Regions from separate parts of the Homo sapiens genome. Here region 2 is linked to region 1. A link is a contact called in ENCODE Hi-C or POLR2A ChIA-PET data. All regions are on one chromosome and are shown on one strand. The core of a region is the stretch at or near the end of the contact, and the rest is flanking DNA. Distances in the headings are between cores, read along the strand shown. Region 1 overlaps SOX2-OT (SOX2 overlapping transcript). Region 2 has its middle 140 kb from the start of LINC01206.

The links. A loop is a pair of places that touch in the nucleus more often than their neighbours do. ChIA-PET counts read pairs that join two places held with the same protein, here RNA polymerase II (POLR2A). Pooled maps may share reads with other maps.
Region 2: a map of posterior cingulate gyrus shows a loop between it and region 1 (3-fold over the local background). The contact joins two enhancer-like sites. A Hi-C loop is called at or near these places in 1 of 168 maps with a recorded cell type or tissue (posterior cingulate gyrus) and 3 of 50 pooled maps. POLR2A ChIA-PET finds 5 or more read pairs at or near these places in 1 of 52 experiments (OCI-LY7).

Annotation. Positions count from the first base shown.
Region 1 is chr3:181,738,000-181,741,027 of GRCh38, reverse strand. It overlaps SOX2-OT (SOX2 overlapping transcript), which reads right to left. Exons shown (of 7, transcript NR_075092.1): 7 at 1-1,459. Among named protein-coding and RNA genes, the nearest start is that of SOX2, 28 kb to the right of the region's middle. Within about 2 kb of position 1,332, at least 2 of the 41 ENCODE cell types and tissues checked have a DNase peak (open chromatin) inside an H3K27ac peak, as active enhancers do.
Region 2 is chr3:182,091,232-182,094,407 of GRCh38, reverse strand. No RefSeq gene overlaps it. Among named protein-coding and RNA genes, the nearest start is that of LINC01206, 140 kb to the right of the region's middle. Within about 2 kb of position 1,692, at least 3 of the 41 ENCODE cell types and tissues checked have a DNase peak (open chromatin) inside an H3K27ac peak, as active enhancers do.

The sequences.
Region 1 (3,028 bases), core at 83-2,582:
AATATTTTTTTTTTCCTGAAAGAAAATTGCCCAATTTTGCTTGACTTGAAATAATTAAATTAGGAGAAAACCAAGGGTCTATTAGTATATATCTTATCTTTTATGAAATGACTTAATAAAAATAATGTATACGTTAAAAACAACAACCGAAAATACTCTACATATAATAAGAGAACACTAGGAAGAAAAAAATACCACGTGTACTTTATTTTAGAGTAATGAACTTTAAAGCTAAAAAAGCCATAGAATATTCTTCTATGTTAACACCAAATGTTGTCTTGTCCTAAAGTCTCACAACAACAGAAATACTTGCAGATAAAAATTTTAATTCCCCATGGGGTAAACCTATGCACGTTATAAAACTATTAGTTGATTTTTGTTGATAGGTTGTAACACAAAATGCTTTCAAATGGCGCCTATGTGTGGCTTGAAATTAGATGAGAATCATAATAATTTAGAAGTATAATATACTTTAGTCATAATAATACTTGCTCTTAAAAATATCTGAGTACTACACAATGACTTTTTTGTAAAATGAAATCATTGACTTTTATTGTTATTACTCTATATCTCTTACTTCATTTTCTCATCTACTGCTTACATGATCCAGGTCCTAGAAGTCTTGGAAGGACCTCCTCTACCATTTGGGTGCTGGTTCTGTGTATGTCTGTGTGTGTGTGTGTGTGTGTGTGTGTGTGTGTGTGTGTGTGCGCGCACAAAGAATAAAGCATTGGTGAGGGGAGGGTGGATTTGCATTTTAGAAAGGAGTGGCTATATAACAAAACAATGTCTTTGATTCAAATATCATTTTTCATCTTGACTCTAAGCCAAGAAAAAAATGAGAAATTACAGAAATATAGTAATTGACACTTCAAAAGTGAATACTAAAATTTCAGAGGAATGTTTTAACCTAATCTTAAACGTTCATTTTGCTATGACCTATTTTGACTGTTTTGTAATAATCACTAAGTTCCTACAATGGAATGAACATAAAACCAAGTATTAATTAATCTTAATTTTTAAAAACAAGATATAATTCAGGAATCATTTCCTTTCTCCTCTTGTGCTCAAAATAGCCACTGAAAGGCAAGGTCAGAGACATAGTTTGAGATGATCTTGCCAGGCGATCCAATTACACTTTGCTAAAACACAGTTCTTTCAATTAGATAGTGTGGTTCTTGACATTTTGAAGTGGGCAACCAGGTTGGTGAGTCACTTAAACTGTGGTGCCAGCTCATTGTCTATGATGAACTCGAACTGTCCTTCCCAGCCGGGAACTCTTGGCAAGCTTCCTTAAAGACCCAGTGGCTGGCAAAGCATGAGGAACTATCACACAGAAAAGGAGGTCCTCCTTGGGTTTTGAAAACAGACGATAGAAGTCTTAGAATGATGCAAGCCAGGTCACAATCTCCTAAGCCACGAGCCTTATCTTGAATGAAACATTATTTCTAAGTTGGATCTGAAAAGGAAAAAAAGTTAAAGTATAAGGCAATGGTTCATTTGTACAAAAGAAAACAATGCCAAGTCTCTTAGCTTGGTTTCCTCCAGTCCAGTTCAGAATCTCTCCCAGAGAAGACCAAAAATCATTTTTTCAGTCTTTTGCATAAATTTTTACTAAAAGGACTATGAAATAAATAGGTATTTTATTCAGAAATGTATGGATCTGGATCTTCTCTTAGGTTCAAAATTCACAAATGTTACAAAAGTACAGAATGAAGGATCTAAGAGATTATCTATTCTCATGTTTTTACTTTACATATGCAAAATCTGAAGGCCAGAAGCATGAACTGCCTTACATACAAAATACTAGTTAGACGCCTGAACTAGAACCTAGATTCTGGTTGGCATTTCTAACCCAGTATCTTCTCTACTATAATATGTAGCCTTTTCACTAGGGTAGAGAATATTAAAAGCCCATAGTAGTAAACGTATTCAAAGCCTTAGAGACAGAGTCATTCTGGGGCAAGGATATAAAATGATTGCAAATGATTCAAATTTCACTTCCAGGAAACAACTTTAGGTACCACATAAGCAGAAATGTGCTATTGGAAGCTCCAAATTTCTCAGGAACTTATGTCTTATGGTAACAAGGGCGTGTTGTTAATATTATTTCTCCAGATAATTGTTTTTATTGATCTGTTGTGGTTAATAAGCACTGACTAGTTTTTGTAGGTATGGAGTCGCCATTCTGCCAGGTTTGTGATTAAGTAACAAGAAGTGGGGCTTTGGTGTTGGTCTGTCTCTGCTACCAGTATTATGAAAGAGTCTATCCAAATAACCATGAGCTACGCGAGATAGGAGGGCTGCCAGTCCAGGAAGGGCTTGATCTAGTTTTTCTTTAACTTTGCTCTAATTTACTTCAGGTTTAACTTGCATCTGTTAGGATCAACGGATCTTAAAAATGAAGTTAAAAAAAAAGACTGTATAAAAATGTGCAATTAATTGCTGATACCCCAAACTGTGACTTGTCTACTGCATTCAGTTGTAATGGTACTTTTTTTTTTTTTTTTTTTTTAGTCAGAGTGTAGCTCTGTTGCCTAGGCTGGAGTGTAGTGGCATGATCTTGGCTCACTGCAGCCTCTGCTTCCTGGGTTCAAGCGATTCTCCTCCCTCAGCCTCCCAAGTAGCTAGGATTACAGGTGCGTGCCACCATGCCCAACTAATTTTTGTATTTGTAGTAGAGACGAGGTTTCTCCATGTTGGCCAGGCTGGTCTTAAACTCTTGTCCTCGGGTGATCCACCTGCCTCGGCCTCCCAAAGTGCTGGGATTACAGGCATGAGCCACCGCACCCGGCCTTGTAATAGTACTCTCTGTTAGTGTATTTCTAGTGCTGTCTCAAATTTCCCTTTCTAACTTGTCATGGCATTTCAAAAAAAATCATAATTTAATTCTGAAAATTTTCCAGGGGCCTCCAAAGGAGAAAAGGGTAAGGGATGAGAATTTGAGAAGAGAAGGAAAAGTACTAGGTATGCTGAGGGGCCAATCAGTGGCTCTCTAGGGAAGGAGGGGGGTGTTTGAGATAGTTAT
Region 2 (3,176 bases), core at 443-2,942, 350 kb before region 1:
AAACGATGACCAAGGAGGACATACTAACATTAGAGTAGAGTCAAAAACTAAGTTGTAAAGTAAGAAAAAAGAAAGGTATTTTCCTTGCGTATGTGGGTTTGCTGGCCAACATGTGCACTCATTTTAGCGTGTTTCTCAGAGGTGTTAGCAAGGCTGTGTGCTGCAGTGTAGGTAGCTAGTCTGATTTCTACGGGCTCCACAGTGCCCAGCATAGGGATACAGTAAGCATTAATTAAAGAAACGAATGAGCTGGAATAAACATATAAATTTGTGACTTAACTTTCAGTCTTTCTACCTGAAATTCCTATACTTCAAGTCTTGGAATTCAAAACAGTTGTTGGTAAAATCATTCTAGGGCAATGACATTTATATAAACCAGAACATTAAAATGTAAAATAATTAGATATTTTCATTAGGCTCTCTGGAGATTTGGCAGCTTCTACAATCTGATCGTTGATTTTTTTTTATCAGAGCTTCACCTAGGCTGACCCTAAATGACTAATGATCAGATTTTTAGAAGCTTGTTAAATGAATTATAAATACGTATAATATATATAATTATATATAATATATAAATATATTTAAAAGTATACATGACCTAAAATAGAAATATTTATGCATTCATATAAAAATGAATATTAAGAGACTGTACATCTTAATTGATAAATGAAAAAAATTCAAAAAAGACAGACTATATTACAAAAATGAGATTCAAAATAAGCATCATTTGTGAGCACTGATTGGGATCACAAAAAACAAAACGTATTGAGTTCAAAGCCAACAAATTGAATGGTTCTACGGTAACAGAAAAAGTGTAGTTGTAACCAGGAGTGTATCCCACTAGATAATCTACAGCTTCAGCTGGTCCAGAAATGACTACTCTCACTCGAGGTTTGGTGTGTAAGTTGTACTCCTGGGAAGAAATAAGAGAGAAAAAACTTAATTGAAAGGATAATAAAGAAAGTAAAAAACAAATCAATGGTGGTAGAAACTTTGTAATCTGTTTCAGTATAGGTTTACTGATTCTTTTTTCATTGCCAGGTGTTAAGTTCTTTTTTCATTGCCATGTGTTGTTACTATAAAATTGATATATTAGATGCATAAAGAGTATAACTGATTACATTTGAAAACAATATTTAAATGTTTGTGGAATTATGTTAAATTATTGTTTTTACTGAATTTTTAAAATGAATGTATACTTAGAAAACATATTCCAAAGTAAAAATCAAATAAGTTAGACAAAGCAAAAATAATAGTGGGCATTTTGTCTCCATCTACAAACCTTCCTACGTCATTAGGCTCAAAAGCACATATTTACATGGAAAGGGTTACGTGTGCATTTTTAGCACAAGTATTCATTCATGATGTCACAAGATCAGAGCAGAGATTCCAACAAAACGATTTTTCTCCCCTGGAGCTGTGCAGCAGGTTCCAGAAGGCCCCAGGAGGAATCAGCACAAACACTGTGACCGTTATTTACCCTATCTGGGACTTCAGCAGCTGGGCTGTTTGCATGATATGCAAATGGGCACATCATTCAAGGAAGAAAGGATGAATGCTCTGGCACTTGCAGGGCAAACATTAACTGCTATGGGAAGAGGGCCAGCAAAAGAGGAACCAGACAGAAGCGAGTGGGTGGTGAGGGGCAGGACAAGAAACATCTTCCAAAGAAGCAAAATGCAGAAGGCAGACACTGCTTACTGGGAACCATTCAGCCTTCTCAGCCTCGGTAAACAACAGATGGGTGTGTGCTGCAGCCCTTTTTCCTGCAGAAACAGTGAATTTCCTCTCTACCCAATTTCTTCCTTTGGGTCAAATTTGTAAAATACTTTATATGTGGAAAATTACTGAGAGATACAGAGGGAACAAATTAGCTGGAACAGCAGAAGCTCTGGGAGCTAAGAGGAGACTGACTGACAGGAAAGAAAAACGTCTGGAGTCAGGCGGACCTAGGCACGAATCTTAGTTCTAAAATTTATCAGCTATGGATATTGAGCAAGATTCTCAATTTCTCTGTCTCAGTTTTCTTATCTGTAAAATGGACATAATAATACTATCTCATAGTAGGATCACTGTAAAATTTAGTAAATCTCCTTTGTATAAAGTGTCTCTTGCCAACATGACAGCAACTGGTTAGTATCATCAGAACTCGGACTTGAATTATTCAGGCTCTCCATCCCAAAGTGCAGCGGTCTGTGGGAGTCTAGAGATAATAGAGATTGTGGGAACCCCAACGAAGCAAATAACCTTGTGGCCACCCTACTTCTTAAAGGCTGCTCAATTCAACAAGGAATATTTACATAGTTCAGAAGTAAGTCTACACCCAGACACATTAAAACCTGTGGGTGAAATCTACTTTTTAAATACTTCAGCACAATCAAGCCCAGTAGGAACTTACAGGCTCTGATGAACTCATTGCTTCAATTGCATGCATATGTAGAGTGTAAAGTAGAAGACTACCACTAGAATGAAGACCAACACCACCTATGGGCATTCCTTTTCATTCAAGAGTAAACGTCACTGAATTGCTTACTTATAACTCCCTGTTCATCTTTACGTTTTTCGTAGCTTTAAATAATGTATTACTTAGTTTTGCAAGTTTTCATAATTTAAATAAATGGATTCATGCTGTTTGTATTTTTGTGAGACTTCTTTTTTGGCTCAATGTTAGGTTTTCGAATTCATGTTATATATCATCTATTTTAATTGCTATATAATATTCCTTTATGTGAATATTCCACAATGAATTATTCAATCTTTTGTTGATGTACAGCTAAGGACTTTTTTTAAAAAAATGTTTTGTTGTGTTGTGTTTTTGTTTTTTCCCATTACAAGTTATACTGCTACAAGCATTCTTGTGCATGTCTCCTGTTTTGTGTTATTCCGTGATGTACATGTTGAGCAGAATTGCTGGACCATAAGGTATTTAATTCAACAAGTTTTTTTCTGTGTCAGGCAATATTTTATACTCTAAGCACACATACATAAAAAGAACAGGCAGGAGTCTCTGACTTCATGTGCTTATGTACTAGTAAAGGGAAACAGGCAAAATAAATATATAAATTATATCTGTTGGAAAGTGATAAGTTTTATGGAGAAAAATGAAGTTGGGAGGAAATAGGAAGTGTCTGGGCAGTTTCTAATGTTACATAGGGTGGTCAGAAAGAGTAACGTGG